Regions from separate parts of the Homo sapiens genome. Here regions 2 and 3 are each linked to region 1. The links are chromatin loops, found by intact Hi-C in ENCODE. Cell type or tissue: ascending aorta. All regions are shown on one strand. Links, peaks and the distances in the headings refer to the core of each region. The heading gives the core; the rest is flanking DNA.

What was found. A loop is a pair of places that touch in the nucleus more often than their neighbours do. Peaks named below come from ENCODE experiments on the same cell type or tissue, not always from the same donor. Only the 100,000 strongest peaks of a DNase experiment are listed, where the experiment ranks them.
Region 2: a loop joins it to region 1, with 4 times the contacts of the local background. A loop is called at or near these places in 9 of 110 quality-filtered maps.
Region 3: it touches region 1 in a loop (2.1-fold over the local background); 5 of 110 quality-filtered maps call a loop at or near these places.

Annotation. Positions count from the first base shown.
Region 1 is chr9:16,194,912-16,200,156 of GRCh38, reverse strand. No RefSeq gene overlaps it. Among named protein-coding and RNA genes, the nearest start is that of LINC03041, 79 kb to the left of the region's middle. In ascending aorta, for the core only: no CTCF peak of the experiment used is centred there; a DNase peak (open chromatin) is centred at 2,425; H3K4me3 peaks cover 777 bases; H3K27ac peaks cover 2,500 bases.
Region 2 is chr9:16,703,994-16,706,493 of GRCh38, reverse strand. All of the region lies in intron 3 of BNC2 (basonuclin zinc finger protein 2), which reads left to right. Among named protein-coding and RNA genes, the nearest start is that of BNC2-AS1, 22 kb to the left of the region's middle. RefSeq lists an enhancer at 1,340-2,094. In ascending aorta, for the core only: no CTCF peak of the experiment used is centred there; DNase peaks (open chromatin) are centred at 1,093 and 1,683; H3K4me3 peaks cover 1,730 bases; H3K27ac peaks cover 2,078 bases.
Region 3 is chr9:16,246,059-16,248,558 of GRCh38, reverse strand. The region is part of intron 1 of LINC03041 (long intergenic non-protein coding RNA 3041); the gene reads left to right. Among named protein-coding and RNA genes, the nearest start is that of LINC03041, 29 kb to the left of the region's middle. In ascending aorta, for the core only: no CTCF peak of the experiment used is centred there; a DNase peak (open chromatin) is centred at 1,128.

The DNA.
Region 1 (5,245 bases), core at 1,378-3,877:
AGGAGAATAGGCCAAGCGTGGTGGCTCATGCCTGTAATCCAAGCACTTTGGGAGGCTGAAGCGGGCGGATCACGAGGTCAGGAGATTGAGACCATCCTGGCTAACACAATGAAACCCCGTCTCTACTAAAAGTATAAAAATTACCCAGGTGTAGTGGTGGGTGCCTGTAGTCCCAGCTACTCGGGAGGCTGAGGCAGAAGAATGGCGTGAACCCGGGAGGCGGAGCTTGCAGTGAGCTGAGATCGCAACACTGCACTCCAGCCTGGGCAACAGAGTGAGACTCCATCTCAAAAAAAAAAAAAAAAAAAAAAAGAGTGGAATAGAAAAGATATTCTGAAAGGCAATTAGAGAAAGCTTTATGATGAAGTAGAACTGCAGGACCCCCGAATAGAGAAATGATCCATAGTTGATGAATGAGTGTAGACCTTAACACTGAAAAGTGGTCCTTCTGCTAACTGCCCAGAAAGAGTCACACAGCCTCTGCCAACCCAAGTTCTGGCAAAATCATCTCAGTTCCAACTCTCTCTGTGGATCACAACCAACTCATAAAGAACAAGAACATGTGAAGAGACCAGGGAATGAATGTCATCAGGCTACATCGATCCTGCGCCTGCTCACAATCTCCACCGAGGTTTGTGTATCTAGAATCCTGTTCCTACCTTATTATACCTGTGGCTTAGGGAATTAAGCAGCTGGGGGAAAACATGGTTTTTGATACCAAAGAGCATCCTGCTAACTCAAAGTCTGTGTCCTGGGCTTCATTGGTCTTCGTTTTTATCAGAAGTAGGTGGGTAACACATTAGGAAAAAAAAAAATTGGCCCCATAAAGGGATCCGGAAAGAATGACATATTTGTCTGTTAAGTATAAATACGAACAGCCGTGGAGATATGGTCCTGTGGTGCTAGGTTTTCACTCCAGCAACATTCATCTATTGCCAGGAAACGCTAGATTTAGTACCTGAGGGACTGAAGTTTCAAATACCTTATACTTTTTTTTTTTTTTTTTAATACTCTGCCAAGAATTTAAATTGGTAAAAGCTGGGGACTGACAAAACTTGATCCCCAAGAGCTTTTCTGGCACTGGTTTATCAGAGAATATGGTGCCATTATTTTTATTATAATTATTATTTTTTTCTTTGGTGGGGCGAGAGCTCATTTATAACCCAATGACTTCTACTCCCAGATGTATTTTTCTTTTTTTTTTTTTTTTAAATCCCAATGCTTAAATAAACAGAGGCTTTGCCTTTTGTGGTGGCCTTAGAAGCTGTCATTGGATTTACATGCAAGCGGGTGGTTGTGAGCCTTTTCATGTTTTTAGATCAGATCAGAAAGAGTTGAAAGGAGAAAGCTAATTTTAGGAAATGTGTTTCCACCAGCTCCACACTGCACACACCTTGCTCCCAAGCCTCAGGTCTCCACCATGCCCTGACACCAAAATCACTTAACAGGGCTTTGCAAAGGGGGCCTGCTGGCCCCAAACTGGGACAGCTGTGGAAGAGCAGAAAAGGCCAACATGAGTTAGAAAGCCTGAGTTTGAGTCCTGGCACCATCATCTTTTAGCCATGAAACTTTGGACAACTTAGCCTCCCTTAGATTTTTCATCTGTAAAATGATAATTGGATTTTCCTGGGAGGGTTGTCGGGAGGATGAAATTAAATGAGACAAATTATGTGAAAACGCTTGGCGCTGTGAGTTTTTTAAATGACAACCTATAAACGACGAGTCCAGGGAAGAAGGGAGAGAACATCATGGAGCAGTATTGTGGATTTTTCTCCAAGGTTAGGCTCTTGACATAGACGTTCTAGCCGAGAAAACAACTGCCACCACGGAGACACATAAAACAAGAAGATACTATTTACAGTACAACATCTTTATGGTCCCTCATTGCTCCCCGCAGCCGTATTCCCGACTGCCTTCAGATCCTCTGCTGATTTTACCCACAAGCAATTTCCAGGGTCAGCTCACCTCTCTCTTGCCCAGGGCAGCGGCGGCGGCAGCAGCAGCAGCCCTGGCATGTCCGATCTGGCTGGAAATGATTTGAGTTTTATTATACAATTAGATCAAGTCTCTTCGGTGTAGTAGCCTTCCACATACTTAGAAGAATAGATTAGCCATTAGGACTTTGTATATTTTTCCCAGTAATTGACACCACATCCCATTTTCCTCACCAAAGGGAAAAATAACCGCATAAAACAATCATGATTCGGGGGGCAGGAGGTGGGGAACCGGGGCATTCACAATGCAACAATGTCTCAGTCCCACCTCAATCTCCTTCCTTTGCCCAGCTTTGCGTGTCTCTAGGAGCCAGGCAGAGCGGGCCTCCGGTTTGTTTTGTTTTGTTTTGTTTTTCCATTCCAGAGCCCCTCAGGCTCAGCGTCCTAAGCACTTTACTAAGAATAAACCAGGCATCATCTCTGCCACCGAGAAACAGCAGCCACCACTGGACGGGAGCCTGGACATTCTTAAAAAGCCCACATAAACATCACCAGAACAGAATTGGTTTTCTTTCTTTCTTTTTCTTTTTTTAGTGCCTCCAAGGTATCCCAGGATGGATCTATTAGAAACCCTTTCCCTCAGGAGCCCCTTTCTTGTCCTGGTCAGAAAAGGAGTGGGGCTATTGTGGGGTGGTCCAAGCAGTGGTGAGTTGAGGCTCTTTCTTTGGTATCCAAGTCAGGAAGAGGAGAGAAAAAAAAGAGTTCAAATCCAGAGGGTTCAAACCACACCTGTTTTTTTGTCCCGTCTCTTCAACCACTGTAAGTTTAGACTTGGAATAGAACAGGGGGAAACCCATCTTACTGAGGGATTTAAACAGAGACCAGTGCAATCCCCTAGGCTGGCTTTGCCTGTATTTGGCATGGTGCATGTCTGCAACGGGCCTCCATGTTGCCTCTCAGCCAAAAGCAGACACCTCAGGCCAGCAGTCTGCATCTACACAAGCAAAACAAAACACATGTTCTCAGATGTCTGGTCAAACATTTGTTTCCTTTGGTCATGTTCTAGCAGCCCAAACTCAGATTCCAACTGCAAGGCCTGGTGGCACTAACAGACATTGTTTTTGTTCCATTCATTGCTGCAAAACATCTGTGAGCTAAAGGTTCTTCCCAACTGCAGCGATCTTTGTGCCAAGGCTTGGTAGGTCCTTGACAGCTTCCTTGCCTGCCCATAGGCCCGTGAGGCGGCTCTGGTGCAGACATAGGACTGCAGAGAGAGGCGGTCACTCTTCCCAGTCCCTCCCTTTCTTCTTGGATGGACCATCAGACAATGCAGCTAGCAGTACCAGATTTAGTAGACATGAAGTGTTTTCATACATTTTTCAGCTTGGGTCAATGTGTCCAAAGGGACTCTTTGCTGACACGTCTGGGCTGGTTCCTTGGAGAGAAGCTGAAATGCCCATTTTCCAGTAAGATCAATAAACCCACTCAGCTCCGACCACAGACCTTTCCTCAGGTATCCTCCAGCAAGTCAGGGTGTGCTGGACTTTCGTCGTGGCAATGTGACCCAGTGTGCCACCAGGAACTTGTACTTCAAGCTGAGTTTACTTTCCTGAGGACAAAGTCAAAGCCCTAAAGCTTTCAATTTGGTCCCCAAGGACCGTGGAAAATCACAAGATGGAAAGTGACCTTTCTTTGGCCACAACTGGTGATGACTTGTGAACATGTCTCTTTTGCCCAACTTGGCTTTAGCTAAAACCTACTGTTTTGAATAAAACTTGGGCCATTCTCCACCCTCTTCTTACCATACCTCTAGGCACCCACTGCCAAGTCCTAGGAGGCCCTGCCTCTTTTTAACAAGGAACACAAAATGAAGCTGTAATCATAACCTCTCTTGCTCATTCAGAAAATATGCAGATGTGATTTTTCTTTCTTTTTTTCTTCTCAACATACCTATGTCCCTTCATTATTTTTTAAACTGTCTCTTACTTTTCCCCCACTCCCACCCCCACTGTTCTTAGCTAGGGGCCAAGTTCAATCAAACATCCCCCAGTTGGCACCAAATGGGCACCTGAGGGTAATAGGGCGCAGTGGCACTTTCCCGCCTCCTTCTTTCTCCGGTTGCCAGAAGAAACCCAGCTGGGTCCCTCAGCCAACACAGGCCCCTAACTTAAGTTTAATAGTACAGCATTTTTACTACTTTTGGCCAGGGCATTTTGAGAAAGGGTAATATATGTGAAAAATATACCCTAAAAAATTCTGTTTAGAAAACAATTCCAGTCTAAGCGCTCCATGCTCTCAGTTTCTGGCCCTCTTTTCAGGAAAGCAGCTCCGGCAACCACACAGTTTAGATCCATTTTGGGGTGGGTGGGGGGGGGTTCCATTTCCTTCCTATGGGATTTTTTTATTAGGTGTTTTTTTGGTTTGTTTGTTTTTTGCTATTTTTCTTTCCCTATGCTGGTTTACTGCCTTGTATCTATCTACCCCCAAAGAAAGAGTTTAAGAACCTCAAGTAAGTATTATTGGATTTTTCTTAGTGTATTTTTGGATATTTCTGGTTGGGAGTGTGTGGTCGGGATCTGTGTGTCTGTGCTGGGAGGGTGGTGGGCTGCATGCCCAACGATGATGGCCATGAAGGCCTGGGAGAGTCAGCAGAGCCTCCCGAGCATGTGTCGAACATGGAATTGCCCCTTGTTTCATGGTAGTGAAAACCCTACTGGTTAAAGGTTGAGGCACCTGGTAGGCTTGTAACAAGTATCCATTTTGTAGACAAGGGAAAGAGACAACATTAGGCACCATTTCTTGAACTTCGACTTTGCATTTCATAATCAATGCTCTAGGTGGTTTATTTCATTCAACCCTCACAACAGCACTGTGATGGTGACGTACTCCACTACACAGAGGAAGAAACTTCAGAGGTTAAAAGGGACACGGTTACTTCCTGTAGCACACGTGGAATAAGGCAGGATTCTAATCCAGGTCTGCCTTTCTACTGGAAAGAATCTAAACTGGGTGAAATTATTAAAAACCATGATCCCCACTCCCCAAAAGACAAAATATATTGACTGGGAACCACGAGTAAATGTTTGGGCCTCTTAGAAAGAGGCAACTGGTTGTAGAATCATTGCCTTGAGACATTTGAAAAGTTCAGTTCATTTCTCTGGGCTTCCTCCTCCTCTGAAAAAGGAGCATGTTGGGCTTGATTCAAGAGAGCGAGGAGACCTCACAATTTGCTGTTACCCCCAGCAACCTCCAGTGCTTCCCCGTGCGCCATGGCAGACGTCACTAACAGACAATGCATGGGGCCTCAGACT
Region 2 (2,500 bases), core at 1-2,500, 510 kb before region 1:
GTTACTGAAAGGGGACATGGCCTCACTCCAGGAGATTAAAGCTGGAACACCTTCTGCCTTCTGTAGGGATAATCACAGCTCACCTGGCTGTAGCTCAAGGTCAGGGCAAAAAGAGGGGACTTTGTGCTTTTTAGAATTGCCTATGACTACAGTAGAGAAGAGGAATAATAAAACAATTGGACAAGATTGAAAGTGAATGTGCATCATATGAAGATAGTTAATAAGATGAATGATCAGAAAAAGACAATCTGGAAGACATCCTTCAGTGGTAGGAGAATCAGTGGTAGAAGAAGAAAGGGGTATTTTGGGGTGCAAAACTATGACCTCTGTTAACTTGCAAAAATTAGTACTGTTGTGATTGGTTATAAAGGGCTACATGAGAACAATTTTAAAATTATAAAAACATTTGTAAACATTTAGTATGATTTTAATTTTTCATTTGGTATACATACTTTTTAAAATAGTTGCTTGTCAGTTATGTTGCTTGGAAGGCAGAACTCTCTGCACAAGCAATAAGTCAGTAAATCCAGTTTTTTGATCTAATATTGTTGCTTGTTTGTTTTGTAATAATAGCATGTAAATAAAAATGGTTAAGTGTAGGTGTTTTAGGATTCAATCCCTTTGAATTTTTCTCTCAACTTCTCTGGAGAAATAGGAATTGTTTCTGGGTGTTTTGTAAATCTAAATTGAATGTCACTTAAATGTGAAAGAACTGGCACCTTTGATAAGTAGTCCCCATACTGAATCATTTTGTCATTAATAATAACATAATTATCAATGCAAATGTAAAGTTTGTTTTTTAAAAAGTCCAAAACAAACAAAGGAGGGAAAAAAAAACCCAAGCCACACTATCATACAACTCGAGGAAAAAGCATCCCTACATTTAAACAGAAGACTTTCAATAGTAGCAGTAATAATAAGAAAGAACCTTTGGCGTCTGCCCAAGAGCCTGTTGAGAGGGAGCAGCAAATGGCCTGCGCAGTGTGTGGCTCTGCAGAAATTCCAGGGTGACACATGCCTCACAAGCTGGTCACAATGCAAGGGGTCAGGGGTCATGTTCAAGAGCAGGGTGTTGCTGGATAAGGCTGAGGAAGCAGAGGTGGCCCCTCTGTGCTCAGTGTGTGGGTCTGTGTACTCCTTTCCCGTCAAAGCTGGCCCAGCGCGGCCAAAAAAGCGGTTCCTTGGCAGGGTTTAATGGCAGGATGATGTAGTCTGTTGTGACTAGTGCATTCCTTTCAGGTTAAACTAGGGAAATGGCATTGTGTTAAAATTCCAAGTCGCATGAATGTTTTATTGCCACAGTGCATTTAGCCCTCCAGGGGAGTGTGTGTGGCGGCCGGTGGGGGTGGGGGTGGGGGTGACTTAGAGACTCAGGAACTATCAGAAGAACACTTCCCTTGGAAAATTTTACCCACTAGCATGAAGCTGATTTGCTGTGATGGTCACTTAGAAGGGTTTCGCTTTTTCCTAAACTGTGGCTGTTTAAAGTCTTGGAGTCTGGACAATTAACAGCTGAAGAAAATATGACAAGACACACGCAAAGAGGTTGGGAGATAGAGAGGAGGAGTGCGCCAGAAAGGAGCTGAGCTGCCTTCTTGTGTAAACTGCCTGAGAGCGGGCCCCCTCCCCTGGCCTCCGTCCCTGTCCCCCCTTCCCCAAGGCTGTGTTCTGCTGTCTGCCCGAAGGCCAGGACTGATCTGTTAACCTTGCACCACTGGCTGGGAGGCCGCTGCAGCTCATGGTACTGTATGTTACCATTACTACTCCCTCATTCTTTTTCACTGGCTTTTTTTTTTTTTTTTAAAAAAAAAAACCATTTCTCTGTAATAACGGTTTATATTAGTCAGAGGGATACAATTTTGGAATGCAGAAGATCCGAGTTTAAAACAAAACAAACTTTAGAATGGTACTTTTTTTTTTTTTTTCCTTTTTGGCATTTAGAAGGGCTAAATCCAACCATGCTAATTCAATTGCAGCCAAAGGTTTTCAGTGTGATTTAAAATCAGGAGTTCTGGAAATGGAGCAGTTGAAAGATGCAGTCATTTGGGCTGTGGATCTTATAAAGGGACTTTGTTGTGAAACCACACGAGCATCTTCAGGTTTTTAGGATATTTTCAGTCTTTGCATTTGTCTCAGTTATATCCATTTTGCAGATTGCCCCCAACCCCTATCCTTCCTTAGGGAAAACTCTAGCCGTCTCATTCACTGTTGGAGTTGTTTTAGGCTTACAGTTACTGAGGGTGTGTATGATTTGACTTCAGTTGTAATCGTGTGCATTACATATAACATTTGAACTGACTCAAGTTAATTTATAACAGATTAAAGTGTGGATGTGTGGAACAGCTTTCTGATAATGCAGTGTGCCTTTATAAAATATTCATGTGTCTGATTTTTTCCCCCAATGTATAGGAGAAATATGTATTATCCTAAGATGACCTAAGAAAGGATATATTAATAATAGTTTGAATTTTACTTTTGGACTGCATTTCTCTTCAATTTC
Region 3 (2,500 bases), core at 1-2,500, 50 kb before region 1:
ACACTATTTATTTTAAAAGGTTCTATGCTGTATTAACTGGGAGGCAGGCAAAGGGCCCACTTTGTGTCCATAGCCAGTCACAATGAGCTGTTCCACAAATGTCATTGTGGGTCCCAGGGATACTAGTTTCTCTGCTACTATATTCCTCTTTCCTATTTGGTATTCACTTTTGATATCTTATTGATCATTCCTCATATAAAGAAAAGGAAATTTTTAACTCTCTAATCCAGTTACGAATATGTTTAGCTGCATGTAACAGAAAACCCAAGGGTGACTTAAACAGAATTGTGTTTTCTTACACAACAAGACATCTGAAGGCTGCTTTGGCATCGGGACCAATGTCTCTGTGCTGATTTTAACCTTTCTCTCATGTTCACAAGAGGCTTGCCTCACCTTGAGCGGTCATGTCTGTGGTCAAGACAGAAAAGGGACTTGGGTAGGGGTGGTGTCAGGAGAGCTGAAACCCTCCAAGAAGCCCCCAGCTGACTTGTGCTTCTGTCTCATTGGCCAAGAGAACACCAGAGAGGCTGGGAAATACCATATTTAGATTTTCCAGCTGCTATAGCAGAGAGAGATAAAGAAAAAGGGGGTTGGAAATAGGTGCCAAGTTATTTTTAAAAATGTGTTAGCCACACCTGCCTCTCAAGAGAAGTTAGGAAACCTAGGCAGGTGAGAGGAAGAGGCAGCAGCTCTGAGCTCTGAAGGAAGAGGCTGGCATGGCCCCCTCGCTTTTCCAGGGGTTTTGCTCAGTGAAGTTCTTCATTTGCCATTTCTGCTCTCAGACTTGTGATTTCACTGAAACCACTCATCTCCCCACAGACACTGGTTTGGCTATATAATGGTTGAAGGCATGTCTGGATGTTTTAATGATGTGACCATACTGCATTGTGACATGATGTGGTCCAGAGATACTGTGGCCAGAACCAACCTGGCTGGCTGAGCCATGTCTAAATCACAGCAAGTTTGTCCAGGGTTGAGGGTCCAGCTTGGAGTGTCACAAGTGTTCTGCCACAGTCTTTCTGAATCTGTTCCTCCTCATTAGGATTAAGATGCTGGAGGACAGGACCCAGGACTCACAATTCTGTTCTATTTCCCTTTCCCTGCTACCCTCCCCCACGGTACTGGAACACTCCTGGGCACGTACGCGAGTCTCAATAAATGCTTGGTGGATAAACTCACATTCCTGGTGACTAGTCAAAGATGTGTCACTTATTATGAAGTGTGCCAAAAAAGTCACTCACTAACTTGTCCAGTAAGCACTTTAGCAATTTAATCTGTGAACCAATTACTTCAGTACAGTTTCCAGAAATAGAGTTGTTCATCCTTTGAAGCAGGTTAATTGTCAACTGATATTTTATCTTTGTTGATTCATCTGACGGACAATTAGGGCTTCTAAAGTGTCAGGCACGGTGCTAGGCACAGAGGAGCACAGAGAAAATCATAACACTTCCCACGAGGTCTCAGAGGGGAGTGGGCTAGACAGTCGTGTCAGCAATGCACCCAGGTCTCTGAAGGGCTGCATCAAAGCTCTGTGGGCCAGCGGGGAAAGAGTGATTCAAGGCAGGGAGGAGTTGTGGGGTTGTGAGGTTAGATTGGCTGCTGGAGTCTCCTTCCTTAGACATTCTAAGCTGACTGCTGGCCTGGTTCCACCAAGGGGATCCGGGTGCATGACTCTGTTTGCCTTCCCCACTAGATGGGCTCACTGATGAGAGCACACTGTTTTCTGGAGCTTGTCCACATATGCTCCAAGTTGGCTTTTTCAAGAAGCAGGATAAAGAAGAACATTAAGGAGAGTCAGAATGAGGTTCAGGAAGCCTAAAGCCCAGGTCTCCTCTCTGAGGGAAGCTGGTGGCTCTAGCCTTCTTCATTCCCCAAAGACTTTGGAGGGATGGGGTGAGGTGTTGCAGAATATCGGGGAAGGACTGTCTACAAGATGCTCACTGGTTAAGACACTCTGAGGGTGGAACACTACAACACAACTTTCTTCACAAAAAAATCAATTTAGGAAATAGCATCAATGTAGTTTTGGAAGCATCTTACATTCTCATTCAAATGTAATGGTTTTATGGAGTCCTATGTGGAGGGTGGAGGGCATGCATATTCTTGGAACTTAGATGACCCATTTATGTGAATACTGGAACAGCACTGAGAAAAATGCCACTGCTCTGTAGCCTCTAAAGGGTTAACATCAGGGCATATTTGAAACTTGGCAGCCAAAGGCAGCTGTGTGACCTTTTATTGTGAAATCAGATTGGAAGCTGTAGCACAAAGCAGGGGGTGGAGAGTGGAGCCAATGGCCCTGAAGACTGCAGGAGCGGGACCCTCACACCCTGTGGTTAGTGACTGAGTTTGAAAAGCAAGCCAGAATGAAGCCTGTATCTCCAAGGGGCATTTCCAAACCAGTAATTGAAGACTTTTTACAAATTAAATTTGTATTTCTTGCTGTCCTTTAATTTTTAGTATGTACTAACAATACAGATTTGCTAAATCTGGAAGTTGG